Linked DNA regions of Homo sapiens: region 1 is linked to region 2. The links are chromatin loops, found by intact Hi-C in ENCODE. Cell type or tissue: gastrocnemius medialis. All regions are shown on one strand. Each heading gives the region's core, and the rest is flanking DNA. Links, peaks and the distances in the headings are about the cores only.

The links. Peaks named below come from ENCODE experiments on the same cell type or tissue, not always from the same donor. Only the 100,000 strongest peaks of a DNase experiment are listed, where the experiment ranks them.
Region 1: a loop joins it to region 2, with 2.7 times the contacts of the local background. A loop is called at or near these places in 3 of 110 quality-filtered maps.

What each region holds. Positions count from the first base shown.
Region 1 is chr15:64,013,645-64,016,552 of GRCh38, forward strand. All of the region lies in intron 2 of DAPK2 (death associated protein kinase 2), which reads right to left. Among named protein-coding and RNA genes, the nearest start is that of DAPK2, 31 kb to the right of the region's middle. In gastrocnemius medialis, for the core only: no CTCF peak of the experiment used is centred there; DNase peaks (open chromatin) are centred at 351 and 1,547; H3K27ac peaks cover 2,500 bases.
Region 2 is chr15:64,094,753-64,097,650 of GRCh38, forward strand. It overlaps SNX1 (sorting nexin 1), which reads left to right and starts at 1,230. Exons shown (of 15, transcript NM_003099.5): 1 at 1,230-1,420. The coding sequence starts at 1,262. RefSeq lists enhancers at 1,214-1,333, 1,474-1,553. In gastrocnemius medialis, for the core only: CTCF peaks have their summits at 1,404 and 2,108; a DNase peak (open chromatin) is centred at 1,179; H3K4me3 peaks cover 2,450 bases; H3K27ac peaks cover 2,500 bases.

The DNA of each region.
Region 1 (2,908 bases), core at 118-2,617, 81 kb before region 2:
CCTTCTAAAATGATTGCAGACCTGGGAAGGAGGGTGCTATTAAGTGAACAGAGTTATAGGTTTCCTGGCAGCGGTGACTGAGAAAGCAAGCTGGATTTGAGAAATTATTCATTCTGGAAAACTACAGTTGGCCTCATATCACATCAAAGCCAGAGGAAACATGGGACCAGTCCCTGTAAGTGGTCCAGCCTCACATGAATAAATCATGATGCCATTATGAGCAGATAGAAATCTCCTGCTTCAGGACTAATTAGTCATTTCACTTAGAAAATGGGAGAGGCCCCAACCTTCTCTGGGTGTGGCTGGCAGCTGTGCCAGAAAGAAACACCTTCTAGCCAGGGTTCTGGCCAGGAGGCTAGGCTGCCAGAGGCCTTGCTGAGGTTGCACCAACACAGGTCAAGTGTTTATCTACTTGGTTTTCCTCTAACTAGGCTCCCAGATGGACTTCACCTACCCACGGAGAACCTGATCCTTGGGAAATGGGGTTATCACAGAGAATGCTTTACAGGGAAAAGCATGGTCCATCCTGCAGTTTGGGTTTTTAGGAATACTACCTGCGGAGGCAGCACTGCTGGGACCAGGATCAGGGAATGGGATCTCTGACCCTACCTTGGCCACAAGGAGAACATTTATGTTGGTCCAGGCCCTGGCCTTATCAGACATGAGCCTTCAGAGACCTGAGAGCTGTTGGGACAATCACACAGTGTTCTGCCTGAAAAGGACCTTTGATAGTATCCGATAGTCCAACATTCTGGCTTTCCACAGGAAGAAATGAAAACCCTGGGAGTAGGTCACTTGTTCAAAATCACCCAATGATTTAGGAACAGAGAGGAGACAAGACCAAACACTTTCCTATGCCAGTTGAGCAGCCAAGGAGGCACTGACAGGTGTTTACCAAAGACTGCATGGTACTGCAGGGGGGCTTACATCTAACTGGAAAAACAAGGCCTGATCCCTCAGAAGAGTTAATATTATTACACAAAAATAAGACCTGGCTGGGCTTGGTGGCTCACGCCTGTAATCCTAACACTTTGAGAGGCCAAGGCAGGTGGATCACCTGAGGTCAGGAGTTCGAGACCAGCCTGGTCAACATAGTGAAACCCCGTCTCTACTAAAAATACAAAAATTAGCTGGGCATGGTGGTGGGCACCTGTAATCCCAGCTATTTGGGAGGCTGAGACAGGAGAATCACTTGAACCTGGGAGGTGGAGGTTGCAGTGAGCTGAAATCGTGAAATAGAGCCACTTCACTCTAGCCTGGGTGAAAGAGCGAGACTCCATCTCAAAAAAAAAAAAAAAACATTCTGACATTGTTGAAGGAGGGAGGACAGATAAAGTACCAGATGCGTTGATAGCCAAGAGGCATGCAGTAAGGAAGAATGCTAAGAGGAGGTGGGCAGGGAATGATGGGGAGGGAGATCTGGACAGAAGAGGAGAGAAGAACAGATTCTGCAGTGTTAAGTAAATGTAAGGCAGCAGGAAAGGGTACCGTGTGGTCAGGAGTCTGTGCCAGCTGCAGTCTGGCAGGAGAACAAACAGCCTGGCTGACCCACAGGGCCCTGCCATGCCAAGGACAGCCTCTCTCTTGCTTATGCCACACAGGACAACGACAGCATGTTCGAGGTGGGAATTACCACTCTGACGTTCAAAAGTAGCTAATCCCAGAGCTGCTCTGTGAGCTCTTTATATAAGGTCTTCCCATTGCCTAAAGGTCTAAAGGATCGAGACCACTTGACCACAACACTCAGGGCACTGCTATAGGCAGAGTAGAGGCAGCTGCTGTCAGCTCAGTGCCCAGCCTGCAGTGAGTGGATTGACCCCCAAAGTTCTCATGCAACTCCAAGAAGAAACAGGGGTGGGCAGTCATAGTGGGTTGAATAGTGGCTCCCTAAAATATATTTCCATATTCTAACCCCTGGCACATGTGACCATGACCTCATTTGGAAAAAGGGCCTTTGCAGATGTAATTAATTTATGGATCTTAAGATGAGATCATTCTGGATTACCTGAGTGGGCCCCAAATCCAATGACAGATGCCATAAGAGTGAGGCAGGCAGAGATTAGACAGAAGAGAACTCACAGAGACACACAGGGAGAAAGCAACATGAAGATGGAGGCAGAGATTGGAGTGATGTGTCTACAAGCCAAGAACACAAAGGATCACCAGCAGCCACCAGACGCTAGGAGACAGGTATGGAACTGATTCTGTCTCAGAGCCTCCCCAAGGAATCAACCCTGCTGACACCTTGATTTTGGACTTCCGACCTCTACAACTGGGAGAGAATAAATTTATGTTGTTTGAAGCCACCCAGTTTGTGGCCATTTGTTATGGAGGCCCCAGCAAACTAACACAGCAGGGAAAGGGGGCATAGGGAGGAAGGCTTGGGTTCTTCAGGAAAGCATCCGAGAGGACAAAGCAGCCTCTGCTCTTCAGGGCCCACGCAGCGCAGGGAGGGCTGGCTCCAGGGGACTGCAGGTCAGCATGGCCATAAGCAGGAAAGTCCTCCTCTCTCTCAGGTACTGCCGCCACCAGCAGGACACACGGCCTCTTACAGATTCTCTGCCCACAGCCATGGTCCTGTCCACCTCTCCAGCACCTTCCACACCTGACCCCCCTTATCCATGAGTTTCCCAAAGTAACTGGCACTATCCTTCTCCAGCAAGTTTCTTAGAGTCCATTATCACAGAGAGGCAGTGTAGTTCAGTGGAAATTGTTCTGGCTTTGGAGCCAAAGAGACATGGATTTTAATCCCAGGGTGACTTGGGATATGAGTGATTTGCCCTCAGTGAGCCTCAGTGTTCTCATCTGTAAAGTGGGGTAAATAATCGCTGCCTTGCAAGGTTATTGTGACAGTTAGAAATAGCATAGGCTGGGTGCAATGTCTCAAGCCTCTAATCCAAACACTTTG
Region 2 (2,898 bases), core at 399-2,898:
AGATCGAGCCATTGCACTCAAGCCTGGGGGAGAAGAGCGAGACTTCCCTCAAAAAAAAAAAAAAAAAAAAAAGTGTATCTTAAGCCCTCTGGTGTTCGTGGGTGTGATGGATGCCAGTAACAAAATCGATTTTATTTTATCCATCCATCCCTCCGATCAAATTTGTAGGTACTAATTTGCCATAGGTGATCCATAGGCATGGAAGATACAAAGATAAAACGCTGCCCCCGCCTTCAAACAGCTCACATGACCTGTGAGGGAGTCCATCCCTGAATTTGCAGTTACAACCAAACTAACTAAACCTCTTGTCAAAGTTGGTGACAAATGCCATTTCTATTGAGAAGATAGGATTATCTTGCAGAATTGTCCCATGCTAACATGCCCATTTATCTTTAAACTCCAGTCTTGTTTGTCTAGTTAATGTAGGCCTTAGGATCACCAGACAATGAATTGCTTAGGTCCCAAGGAAATTTTGGTCAGGGTTCAATAATTTCCCTGCCGTCTATTCCACTCCACTTACTCCACAGCAATTGAGAGGATAATCCTAACATTTTTCCAGCCAAATCTAGGACACTGAGGCCTCACTTCATCTGTGAGGCCTCCCTACTTCTCCAAGCAGAATTGATTATCTCTTTCCCTGTGCTCCCACAGGGCACCATAGCATTGAACATGTCGAACTGTCGATTAAATACCTGATTTCTGTATCTGAAACTCACAGCAAGGTGCCAGGCATACAGTAGATGCTCAGTATCTGTATTTCTTAATGAATTAACTGAATGTTGCTCAAGGAATAAGTGGTGAAGCTTTCTTCTAGTCTTGTTCAGATACCTCAATCGAAATATTTATTGACTCTCTGTGAGGGCATTGTGCTTGGCATGGGTAGATGGCATGTAGAGGTTTTCAAACATTTTAGTGACACTCCTTCATTCAGACGAACTCTTAGAAGCCTGTTGGATAAAGCTATCCAGAGCACAAAGGGCCCTAGAAACCTGAGCAGCCCCTAACTCCTACTTTTCTGCCCCTTTGGCCCCACTCGTTAATATCTCAGCATCGCGAACCAGGCCTCGGATTTGCTGCGCAGCCTCAGCTGGCCGGGTGCCGCCCCGCCCCCAGCGCCTAAGCCCCGCCCCTAGGTCTCCGCCCCTCGGATCCCACGGGGTCCCTTGCGGCCCTCCCACTCCTCGCACCGTTGGATCGCTTTGCTCACGGCGCTATCTCTCGATAAAGTTGTTGTTGCGGCTTCCGCCGCGGGTGGAAGAAGATGGCGTCGGGTGGTGGTGGCTGTAGCGCTTCGGAGAGACTGCCTCCGCCCTTCCCCGGCCTGGAGCCGGAGTCCGAGGGGGCGGCCGGGGGATCAGAACCCGAGGCTGGGGACAGCGACACCGAGGGGGAGGACATTTTCACCGGCGCCGCGGTGGTCGTGAGTTTGCACCCCTCGGGGTAGCAGGCGGGAGGGCACCCCGAAAGGGAAGAGAGGCTAAGCGAGAATCGGGGAGGTTGGGCAGAGTGGGCCCGGTGAGACCTTGCCTCGGTGTCAGCAGTCCGGGCCCCGGGGACCCTGGATGTGCTCGAAGCGGTAGAGCTTGGCTTCCCGGCCCCCAGGCGGGAAGAGTAAAGAATGAGGGTTGTGGTGCCTTCGTCGGCTAGCTCCCTAACAGCCGAGAACCGCCGACGCCGTCCTTTGACCCTGCAGTGTGGTGACACTCCACGGATCCACGGGGTTATTTTGCAGGTCGTGTCCTGCCAAGGCAGATTCAGTAGGACGGAATAAGCGAATGGGATGCAGACCTTTCCCCCGTCTTACTGCTTCTAAGATGAATAGCGTTATGTGGACTAGCCTGGGGTGGTGACCCGCCCACCAGTTCTTTCTTTAGCCCAGCATTTACCGATAATAACCAAAGGCCCTTTCTGGATCTTAGTTTACAAAAGTTATGTTGATTCTTCTGATCTCTAGGAAAATCAGGCCAGAGGCTGGTGGACAGAAGGCACTGCCAGATAAATCACTACATAGATCAGAAAGCTTTCTCCTTTTTAAAGGGATGTGTTCAAGTGCCCACGTACCTCACTGGGAGCAAATCTGAAATGTGATGAGGAAATGGTGTTTCCCGTAATGTTACCGGTAGGAGGCCCTTGAGTGTAGGTTGTCGAGGTTCTTGGCATTTTGAACAAATAATTGGACAAAACGCACAAAATAACAAAGGAATGAAACACAAACGAAGCAGCGAAAGCAGGAATTTATTAAAGCGAGAAAGCACCCCACAGGGTGTGAGTGGGCCGGAGCAAGGGGCTCAAGAGCCCACTTACAAAGTTTTCTGGATTTTAAGTGCTCCTTTTATGGTTCCTATGGGTTACCCCTTATCTGGATGAAGGATTTGGTCTGTGGCTAAAGGCCGAGGTGAATTGGCGTCCTGTGCAGATGAACGGATGGTCCCTGCTTGGCCTGCGGCCAGTCTAAGGCACTCTCCCTTTCCATGTGAGACGTGGTGGATGGGGAGGGTTGCAGGGATAGTAGCCTTTGATCCTTTGCCACTCGGGCGTGGGCAGATGGGTTTTTTCCTTTTGGTTTAGCTTTAGGAAGTTGGCCTTAATTGGCCTTAGGTTCCCTGCCCCCAAACCCAGGGGGTTCCTTTTGGGAATTCAGCTTTGGGAAGTCAGCACGAATTGGCCTTAGATTCCTTGCCCCCAGACCTTGGTGTTTTCTCTTTTAGAAAGTTAACGTAAGTTGACCTCAGATTCCCTGCCCCCAAACCTTGGTGTTTTTCCTTGATTCAGCATGAATTGCCCTTAAGTTCCCTGCCTCCAGACCCTATTCTCCTGCCTCAGTAATAAATATCCGGGTCTCTAATAAGAGTTAGGTATTAGAAAAAAATAATCTTTGTAATGTGGAAATCAGTAATC